2 separate regions of the Homo sapiens genome follow, and region 2 is linked to region 1. Evidence: chromatin loops called from intact Hi-C (ENCODE). Cell type or tissue: natural killer cell. All regions are shown on one strand. Each heading gives the region's core, and the rest is flanking DNA. Links, peaks and the distances in the headings are about the cores only. Region 1 has its middle 4.9 kb from the start of CAST. Region 2 overlaps LOC124901033 (a long non-coding RNA gene).

Region 1 (5,267 bases), core at 1-5,000:
TGTGGAGCAGCTACACTAATACATGATATATTAGGTATCAAAATCTATAAGAGGTAATAACCCTAACCTTCAGGCTTAGCTTAAAAGTCAGAACTCACATAAGCAGAACAATTGCTAAACAATGCATTAATGACTATGAGTACAGAAGAATTTCAAAGAAGCTGAAGACCCTGATGTTTTGCTTTTCCTTGTAGCCAGTGAAGAATTATTGGAACTTTGATATCATGGACCAGCATTTACTAATTTGGGGAAGCTCCTTTTAAATATAGATGGTGCGGTGGCTCATGCCTGTAATCCTAGCACTTTGGGAGACTGAGGTGGGCAGAGTGCCTGAGCTCAGGAGTTCGAGACCAGCCTGGGCAACACGACGAAACCCCGTCTCTACTAAAAATACAAAAAACTAGCTGGGCATGGTGGCGCGCACCTGTAATCCCAGCTACTCAGGAGGCCGAGGCACAAGAATCGCCTGAACAAGGGAGGCAGAGGTTGCAGTGAGCCAAGATTGTCCCATTGCACTCCAGCCTGGGCGACAGAGTGAGACTCTGTCTCAAGAAAAACAAAAACTAAATATAAATAAATAAATGGCTTTTGCCACATTACTGTCTGCACATAGGTAATCATTTATTCCTTTATTTACTCAGTAACAGATGCCTGCTATGGGGAGGTACTGTAGACCTCTTACACTAAAGGACTTTACAATTAGAAGAGACAGACAAGTAAATACAGGCATACCTCATTTTATTGCTCTTTGCTTTATTGCATTTCACAGATACTGTGTTTTTTACAAAATGAAGGCTTGTGGCAACCGTGCCTCGAGCATGTCTGTCAGCACCATTTTTCCAACAGCATGTGTGTTCACCTCATGTCTACCCACATTTTGGTAATTCTTGCAACACCTCAACCTTTTTCATTATATCTGTTACGTGATATGTGATCAGAGATCTTTGATGTTGCTATTGTAATTATTTTGGGGCACCACATAGTGCACCCATAGAAGACAGAGAATTTAATTGATAAATGTTGTGTGTGTTTTGACTGCTCCACCAACTGGCTGTTCTACCTAGGAATCGATTTGCATATAAATATATACTTGAAAGAGAATCCTATAAAGAAATAAAAAACAGAGCCAAAGAAACATCCAGGTAGATACCACATCGCATTTGCTGGAGATTGCCATATTTTGGCAATACATCATAGTGGGTAAAGCATAAGAGTTTTAGATCCACACAACTATGTTTAAATCCCAGCTCTGCCACTTATGGACTGCATACCTCAAGCAAATTACTTAATCACTTTGAATATCAGTTCCCTAACCTGTTACCTGTGGATGATAAAGCTGAGTACCTACATCCTAGGGTTATTCTGATGATGGAATAAGGCAGTGTATTAAAGCATTTGGCACAGTGCCTCATGTATGATAATTGTGCAAATAAATGCTGGTTGCAATTATTAAATTGCATTTATTATTAATAGTTAAAAATTTCAAAACCCCTGAATGTTCTTTGGACAGGGGCAAAGCAGTTTTTGTTGGATCCCCAGTAAGAAGCAACCTCCTGTCCAATCAATGAATGTTATAGATCTGTTTCCATTCAACCAGCATTCCAGACATTCTGTAGACCATAAAATGAGCCACAGCTGAGCAGTACCCTAGGAAAGCTCTAATCCAGACCCACATACCTGAGCTGGCAGCCAGAATTCACGCTGATGTACTCATTCCCAATAATGGGTGCTTTTTCCATTTTTCCATTTCCTTTTTTTTTTCTTTTTGGTTTGCTTCTTTTGTGTATGTGCTGATAGAGTGGCTGGTTATTTGAAATAACTTTAACATTTGTTAGGCAACAAGAAACCAAATTTGGGATGATGTGTGCATGGTAATGAACTTACTAAACCCAAAGTACTCCCGTGTTCCTGTCCTGGGATAGGTGCAAGTTCGTCATGGCCCCTCAGATCTGGAGGCAACACAGAAAACTGAGTCACAAAATTACATTTTTTTTTTTCAGATGGACTCTCGCTCTGTTGTCCAGGCTGGAGTGCAGTGGCATGATCTCGGCTCACCGCAACCTCCACCTCCTGGGTTCAAGTGATTCTCCTGCCTCTCAGCCTCCTGAGTAGCTGGGATTACAGGTGCCCACCACCACGGTCATCTAATTTTTGTATTTTTAGTAGAGATGAGGTTTTGCCATGTTGGCCAGGCTGGTCTCGAACTCCTGACCTCATGTGATCCACTCGCCTCGGCCTCCCAAAGTGCTAGGATTACAGGTGTGAGCCACCGTGCCTGGCCTACAAAATTACATTTTCAGACTAGCAAGTGTATCTCTGGAAATCAAGTTATATTTTTGAAATCTTGCCACTTTCCACTAACTTTCATTTTTCTCCCACTCACAAACACCATCTTATGGAATTAATTTTCTATATAGAAATTTTTGCAGCCCAAATATCTGTACAGCCAACTGCTTGCTTCAAATATTTACCAAAGCTAGATTAATTTTTTAATGTGCTATTTCTGTCTGGAATATATCTAGACCAAGTCATTCATAGGAATCAATTTTTATTATAAGAATTATCATATTCTTGTCATATTGAAGATTTTGAATCAATTATCTTTTCCTTTCTATATATCCTAACCTACTCCCTCCCACTCAAAAAATTGTCATCTAAATTTTCCCAGGCCTAGACTTCATTTCCTCCCTCAGCCTGTCTTTTGTCCATTAATAGGTATTTCTTGTAGCCTATCCAGAAGGCATGTAGATTGGGACGATACACTGAGCAAACCACATTTCTTCACTATAGCAAAAAAGAAACCACAGTTGGTCATCATGGTGACTCACCCCAGGCTTCTACCGCCACACCCAAACCACACAATACTGCAAACTCTTTGGTTAGATTTAAGGCAGAAAATAAAGCCATCCTGCAAAGCAAGATTTTTATGTTCCAAGGTACGCCTAAGGTCACCTCTCTTTGGTGTTTGATTATAAAATAGTCTTGATCCTTCTTGTTGCAGATCACTTCACATTACATATTTATTGGTGTCAGGTTTGTTTTCATTTTTGTTTCTTTCCCTGCATTTGTTTCCAGCTCAGATTATTGTATAAAGAAATGTGCCATTTCTAAGAGGTTCTTCAATTGCCTGCAAGCCACAGTGTTTTTTTTTAATTAAGAAAAAGTGTCTCTTTGGATTTAATACTCAAAGTCATTTGGGGCACATGCAGAATCTTGATTCCTTTGAATCAATATATAAGAATTCACTAGTTTCTAGAAAGAAGAGTTAAGAGCATGCACCAGGGGCCATTTGGAATATCTGCCCGGCTCACCCCTGTTCCTCCTTTGGAGTAGAATTCCAGATCCCATCATGGCTCCCCATTGCTCTATCCCTCTTCTCCACAGCCCACAGTTGACTGGACCAATGGTAGACCTGACTTGAACTGACCCAAACGGGCAGGTTTTCTTTCCTCATTGGGAGGTGGGGACTGAGTAATGAAATTAAGATGAAGATAGAGGAAAAAACTTTCTGGGTGCTAAAAACCGTAACGTGAAGCATGTAGACCTGGGCTTCACTGTGGAAACTGAGGACCCGGAAAGTCAGCCCGCACAGGAAGAAAGAACAGGCCTGCCAGGGAAGCAGAGATAGGAGGAGACAGAAGAGGGCTGAGCTTCCTTACGACCTTCCACTTAATGAGCTGCACTCTCTAGTGAGGCCCAGTTGCACTCAAAAGGCTTTGGTTCTGGGACGTACGCTATAGCCTTCAAAATAATCTCCCCTCATTTTTGTTTTAACAGTACAAGTTGCTTTTTCTGTTATTTGTTAACCAAGAGTCTCAACCAATTCAGAAACTAAGCAGAATATGCATAGAGTATACAAATTGTTCTTAAGTAAAGTTCTCAGTAATTTTTCCAAACTTTTTTTCCCCGTGGTCCTCAGTAAGAAATACATTTTACATTGCAACTAGTACATATAAATGCACATGATTTGAACATGAAGTTTCATGGAACAATTCTTCATTATCTATGATCAGGTAAAAACAATGAATAATGTGAACTATGTTTTATTCATCTGTAAACACAAAGTGGAAACAAATCCAAAACAAACAATAAAAACTAAAAATTAGGAAATATTTTACTTAATGCTCCAGCTATCTTTGCCTGTTCATGTTTATTACAGTCTGAGACACATGAAGATAATGCTACCTGCATTTCTGGTGCACTGTTCAGCCAGATTTTTTTTGTTGTTTTAATTGGCTGAAGATTGAAAATCCCGATTTACACAAATAGGCTCTTGAGAATGTTAACAGTGGCAGCATATTCTGATATTCAACTTCTGTTCTACTTTATTCAAATTTCTTTTTTAAACTGTTGATGATGACTCACTAAATGTCATAACCAACTATTGTGCCCACAGTTTGAAAAACAGTAAGCCAGAATATATTGTTAAATTGCCTACTACTAAGATGAGCTAAGATAAGGCAAATGCATTGCAAGTATCTGCAGTAGATCCTTATTTGAGCTCAGACATCTGTCCTTTTTTAAAGCTCTCTAGAGGGGAATCCCAGTTTTTCATTCACTACTGCAGATCATTTGTAACAATTCTCTTTATGTGGAGAGCCATCTGCATTTGACTGCGGACTGCCATTCAAATCCATTTCTTCTTGTCCAGTTTTCAGAGAAGATAAAGAATAGGTACTCTAAAGCTTCTCTTTGCCTGGGTCTATCCTTCTCCCTGCCTTTTCCCTCTTATCCACAGAAAGCCAGCTTCCCAGCCACACTGGTCTCCCTACTGGACCATGCATGACCCGTGCATGCACTTTCCCTTTCCTGCATTTTTCCATGTTGCTGTTCTTCCGAGAGACATCTCCCATCTGGTTATCTAAATCCTGCACATTCTTCAAGTAGCAGGACATGTTTACCCACCATCAGGTCTTGCTCATCACTCTGCCCCACATCTTTTTTGTCCTTTTCTGATCACCTATAGGTCTTGAAAGGTTTCTATTCCATATTTATTGACACAGAAAAATATTCAGTATCCTCTTAGAAGGACAATGTATTTATAAAATAGCATGTACATTGTAGAGCTAAAGATAGAGCTATACATCAAGAAATTAACTAGATGTGAGCATTTGGGTAATTCTATTTTGGTTTTATTTTCCCAGTTTATGTTTTCTTAATGTTTCTTATATTTCTTAATGGTTCTTGCAATAAACACATAGTATACAATAAAAATAATAAAAGGAAAGTCTTAACTTTTGAGCTAGCTATGAAGGTCTTTTATCATG
Region 2 (5,500 bases), core at 201-5,200, 160 kb before region 1:
CTCTGGAGCCACAGGCTCTCCTGCCTTCCTCCTCTCACAGCAATTTTTCTTTGGTTCTTCCCCATTGTTAGTGAAATAGCTGGAACTCACCAGTCTACACCGCTGATGATTGTCTGTAGGATGAAAACATGATGATATGGTGGTAGCAGCTGTCCATGAGGCTTCTGACAAATGAAGCTGTTCTTAGAGAGTACTTACCTGAAATTGAGTGATGTTACAAAATCACTGAAATAAAGTCAGTTGGTTAGAAAATGCAGTTCAAGCCGGGTGTGGTGGCTCACGCCTGGAATCCCAGCACATTGGGAGGCCGAGGCGGGCAGATCACGAGGTCAAGAGATTGAGACCATCCTGGCCAACGTGTTGAAACCCCGTCTCTATTAAAAATATAAAAATTAACCGGGCGTGGTGGTGGGTGCCTGTAGTCCCAGCTACTCGGGAGGCTGAGGCAGGAGAATCGCTTGAACCTGGAAGGCGGAGGTTGCAGTGAGCTGAGATCATGCCATTGCACTCCAGCCTTGGTGACAGAGCGAGACGCCGTCTCAAAAATAAATAAATAAATAAATAAATAAATAAATAAATAAATAAATAAATGCAGTTCAGGTTTGGCTTCATTGGAATTTAGGTTGACCTCAATGTATGGGAAAGCAAAGAAATGTCACTTTTCTCATGGAACACAAAAGACACTACCTTCCTTTAAGTGAATAGTGGAATAGCAGGTTATAAGATTGAGACTGTGGTTTGTTTATTACAACTCTTAAAATTAAACGCTACTGATTCTCACCGCAATAAAACTATCTTTATCCAAGAGGGAGGATTTATGGCATGGATTCTGAATGCCTCGGGCGTTGAAGAAAGCTGGAGGAAAGAGGTAGTCCCAGGCCTTAATTAAGGATGAACTCAGAAAACCTGCACAACAAAAAAAGCCTCTCAAGCTTAGCCTCCTTTTCTTTCTTCTTTGGGGTTATTCTCTCAGCCATCACCCATAGCGGGAACTTAGCCATTAACTCTAGGGCCATATTTATATAGTGCTGGGAACATAAAGGAAAAAAAAAAAAAAAGAGGCTTCCCTGTTAGCTTCAGCCAGAACAATCCTGGGCTGGGAGTCTGCTTGGACTGGCTTTGCCCTTGGCCTCATCGCGGTGGCCAGAGAGTGGAGGTGTTGTGTTCATCTCAGACTGAGCCTGAGCAGTGTGATTATTCATTTACAGGAGGAAAGGGAGGTGTGTTGAGCAGGCAAAAGGGTTTTAAAGCCCCTGGAGACATTCCAAATATACCAAATGATAACTTGATTTTTGGCAATATGCTTCTGTCACAATGTTAAATATTCATCTCACTCCCAAGTGCCCCGTGTCTTTCATAATCTAAATCTACGATTGGTACCTCAATTATTATTTTTTGTTCTTAATTACAATCAATATTACTTGAGGCTTCCTCATGATTGCTTTATTTCTTTTTTATTTGTTCAACCTCAGTACAGTTTAATATTTATTGCAGATATTGGGACTGGCTCACTCAGCATCTCTTCCAAACGCTTTTCAGAATTTCTCACACCACTGCAGAGTCGGGAAAGCAAACACTTTATTTTCCAGACTCCTTGCTCCTAGATTCTAGATGTGCTTTAGGCTCTGCCAAACAGTAGCACTGGTGGGAGACTTGAATTTGGAATTGAGTTCGGTAGGGAGACAGGCAGCTCTTGAGCTATTCATTTTGTGGGGAAAGATTGTGGCACACATGGTATGGTTCTGGAGCCAGCAATTGTGGCAGAGGCTGCCCAATTTAGCAGATGGCTCCTGGATCATGGCAAGAGAAGCAGTTTCACTGGTGGCCAAGTTCTACATTGTGGTTTTGCGATTTGTTTCTGGAAGCTCAGTCTAGTGTATTTTTTAAGCCTTCCCAATGATTATGTAAGTCATGTAATAGCCTGCAATAAATCCTTTTCTGATTAAATAGCTTAGTGATTCTGTGCTCTGCCATTGAACCCTGACACAACATAGAAATTAGTTTTTAAAATGTCATTGATCTTTTTGATTGTGTTATTTTTCTTTTTCTTATTTATAATTGCATGGATACAAAACATGAAATGAGGTTGGCATTATTTATTGCTTTGATGAGCAGGTGAATTAGATGATCACAGTTGCTAACTGATGCTTGGTTAGTTAGACCCATAGGAAACACCTGCTGTGGTTCAACAAGCTGAGGCTGGAGGTCTTCCATTGGCCCCTATAGGTCCACTCCTCACCCTTCTCTATCCTGCTCTGTGCCCTGGGACTGCCTAGCAGGAATGGCTTTCTGTGTTCCCTGGCTTTGCCCATGGGGAGACTTGATTTATGCTGGTTGCCCGTCCCTCCAACCCCAAGTCTTTAGGTTACCATTTACTTTCTCTTTCAAAAGTGTCCTAGTTGATGTAATCCTCCTTTCTGCTTAGAGTTTGTACTCTCTAAACAATGAACACTTATTAATTCCTTACTATACAGTTCCTCTGTTTTGCCAACTGAGAATGTATAGTCCAAAACTCACGAGCAGAATGGCCACTCTGGTGCTGTAGCAGTCTGCTTTTGCCCCTGGAGTTTGGTGAGGTCCGGGGTCTTATCTCACAACTACAAAATAGGCACACAGACATGGAGGGTGAGTAGGGCAGAGTAAAATTTATTAAGCAAAAGGAAAGCTCTCAGCGAAGAGAGGGGTCCTGAAAGCAGGTTGCCAGTAAGGTGTCTGTGTTCTGTGTCTTTTATGTGGCAGAAGCCAGGAAGTCTTCTGTGGGTTTTGCCCACATGGGAGGGATAAAATTCCCTCCTGGGGTACTATATCTACGCATGCCTAAGGTTGACCAAAGTGACTCCAACTGGTTGAATGCCTAAGTGAAACCCATGGTGGGAGGTGCCTAAAACCACAACGCTAATGTTATGTTAATGGCATTATAGTGAGCTGGGTCAAATTAAGGACATTTAGGTTGATTTGTTGCACCTGTGCCTAAGTTGAGACCGTCCCTGCTGAGCAACATCCTGGCATAAGGGCAAGTTCTTAACCACATTTCTTCCTGTTAGCTGCAGAGGCGGGGTAGGTGCTGTCCTGCAGTTGTTCCTGTGAACATTGTTCCTTTCTGTCCCTTCTCCCTAGACCCTCCATCTCTATCTGCCTATCCAGCCCCTAACTCCTCTCTCAGTGCTTTCCCTCCAGTACATACCCATATTTTAATTTTCAAGTGTGCAATTTTCACATGTATAATTCGTTAAGAAAGAATGCAAGGGAACGATTCAGATAGTCATCAACAAACTGCAGCTGAGTCCAGACTCTGTCTACCTTTCTTCCCTCTTCTGTTTGCATCATCTCCAATAGTTTTTCTAGGATCCAAAACTGATACTGATGCTGCCCAGTTTTTAGTGCTGGCCCTTTGAGGTTCACTGATTCTCCTACATTTTCTGGCTAACGTGTGGAAAATCTGCTTTGTTCCTAGTACAACAGTGATAAAATAATTTTTTATTCCCCTAAATTCCCAAAAGTAGCTTATACTTGCCATGAAGTTTAGGCTATATCTCGATCTCTATCTTTCCATTTATCTATCCATCCATCCGTCTATCCACACATACATATATGTGTCTATTTATCTCTCAAGATTTACAGTATCAGAATTTTTCAGAGTGTGGCTCAGGAATCTTTTTTCTGTTAAGCAAGTTTCTTAAGCATTGTGATGTATTTTTTTGCTTCAATTTACTTATTGCATCTGTTAATAAATTACTGCTTACAAAAACAGTAAAGAAAAAAAAGAATTAAAAACACCTTAATGGCTGAGTGTGTCTGTAATCCCAGCACTTTGGGAGGCCGAGGTGGGTGGATAATTTGAGGTCAGGAGTTCAAGACCAGCCTGACCAACACGAAGAAACCCCATCTCTACTAAAAGTACAAAAATTAGCCGGATGTGGTGGCGCATGCCTGTAATCCCAGCTACTCAGGAGGCTGAGGCAGGAGAATCGCTTGAACATGGGAGGCAGAGGTTGCTGTGAGCCGAGATCACACCATTGCACTCCAGCCCGGGCAACAAGAGCAAAATCCCATCTCAAAAAAAAAAAAAATAAAAAACAAAACAAACAACAACAACAACAACAACACCTTAATAGTTTGGGTGTTTTATTTAGCAGTGCATTTACAAAGATCAAATTAGTGACATAAACTTTGAGTTTTCTATTTTCATCTTTTAGAATGGGAACAGTCAGAATGCTAAACTCACACAGATTTTATAAAAGTTTAGCAATCTACCACCAGGACTGGAAAACCAAGGGAAAAAACAAATCTAACACAATGCTACAGAAACAGAAAAGCCCAGAATTCTTGCTAATTTAACTGAAGTTTAATTTTGACATCTTTGGCTGATCCAACCACTCAGTCTTGGTCTCTTTCCCTTCTCTTATGGACAGGGAGTTAGGTAATAAAAATCAGCCAAAGATTCTCAAAGTTCTGCAGAGGTAGACATGGGCTGGTCTTGCTGCCAGAGCTGGTTAGTACTTTGGGTCTTTCTAGAATATTTGGTGTTAGGCCTAGATAACTCAGCTACATCTGTAGTGCTTCTCTGTGGCTGCTCAGTTTATAATTCAGGTCTTGCTCGGACCCCTAGTCCCAAGGACACCTTTTCCTTTGTCTTTCTGTTAAAAGTCTCTTCAACTTTGAGCTTCCATTGGGCCTATACTATTTTCTCTAGACTGTAAAGGCTCTTTCTACCTTTAATCATCTTCTTCACCGATGTTCAAATCCAGTTATCGGGGCTTGGTCTCTTTGTTGGTCAGGATGTCAGCTGCCTTCTTTCTCCTGAATTTGGCATCACTTCTGATGAGCATAAGCTAATTCATTTTTCCATCAGGAAAAAAGCTATCATTGATTTCTCATGAATATCTCTTATTTGGGAGATATTCCTATTTTCAGCTCAATGAAGAACCAAATCTTTCTAGTCTCTAGAATCTAGTCACTTCTGTAATTTCTTCCCAATTATCCACTCACCAGTTATTTTTTTGATATATGTCTCCTTCCCTGCCTCAAAAACACAGACTATGCCAATCCTAAGATTATAATAGTAGAAATATCTTCAATGTGCAGTAACATTAGTGTGGCAGACGTAATCTAAGTTGCCCCCATGATCCTTGCCTCCTGGTATTCATTCTCTTGCATAATTTCCTTTCTTTTAGTGTGAGAGAAACCTGTGACTTGCTTCTAACCCATAGGATATGGCAAGGAACTAGTCATATCTGAGAGCAGCCTCCAGAAAACAGTCAGCAAAACACTGAGGTTCTCAATCCGATAGTCAATGAGGAACGGAATGCTGGAACAATGATGTGAGCTTGGAAGCAGATCCTTCCCTTCTGCTGGGCCTCAGGTGAGACTGCAGCTCCAGTCATCATCTTGATTGCAGCCCACAGAAACTACCAACCCACAGAAACTGTGAGTTAATAAATGTGTTGTTTTAAGTTGATATGTTCGTATTATTGATACACAATAATAGATAACTAATAAA

The links. Hi-C counts contacts between places; a loop is a spot of excess contacts. Peaks named below come from ENCODE experiments on the same cell type or tissue, not always from the same donor. Only the 100,000 strongest peaks of a DNase experiment are listed, where the experiment ranks them.
Region 2: it touches region 1 in a loop (4-fold over the local background); 12 of 110 quality-filtered maps call a loop at or near these places.

What each region holds. Positions count from the first base shown.
Region 1 is chr5:96,654,829-96,660,095 of GRCh38, reverse strand. It overlaps a transcript of CAST not described here. Among named protein-coding and RNA genes, the nearest start is that of CAST, 4.9 kb to the left of the region's middle. RefSeq lists an enhancer at 2,153-3,352. In natural killer cell, for the core only: no CTCF peak of the experiment used is centred there; a DNase peak (open chromatin) is centred at 2,815; H3K27ac peaks cover 915 bases.
Region 2 is chr5:96,813,985-96,819,484 of GRCh38, reverse strand. It overlaps LOC124901033 (a long non-coding RNA gene), which reads right to left. Exons shown (of 3, transcript XR_007058879.1): 3 at 2,627-5,408. It also overlaps a transcript of ERAP1 not described here. Among named protein-coding and RNA genes, the nearest start is that of ERAP1, 8.8 kb to the right of the region's middle. RefSeq lists an enhancer at 2,431-2,570. In natural killer cell, for the core only: no CTCF peak of the experiment used is centred there; DNase peaks (open chromatin) are centred at 2,334 and 2,854; H3K4me3 peaks cover 1,059 bases; H3K27ac peaks cover 2,888 bases.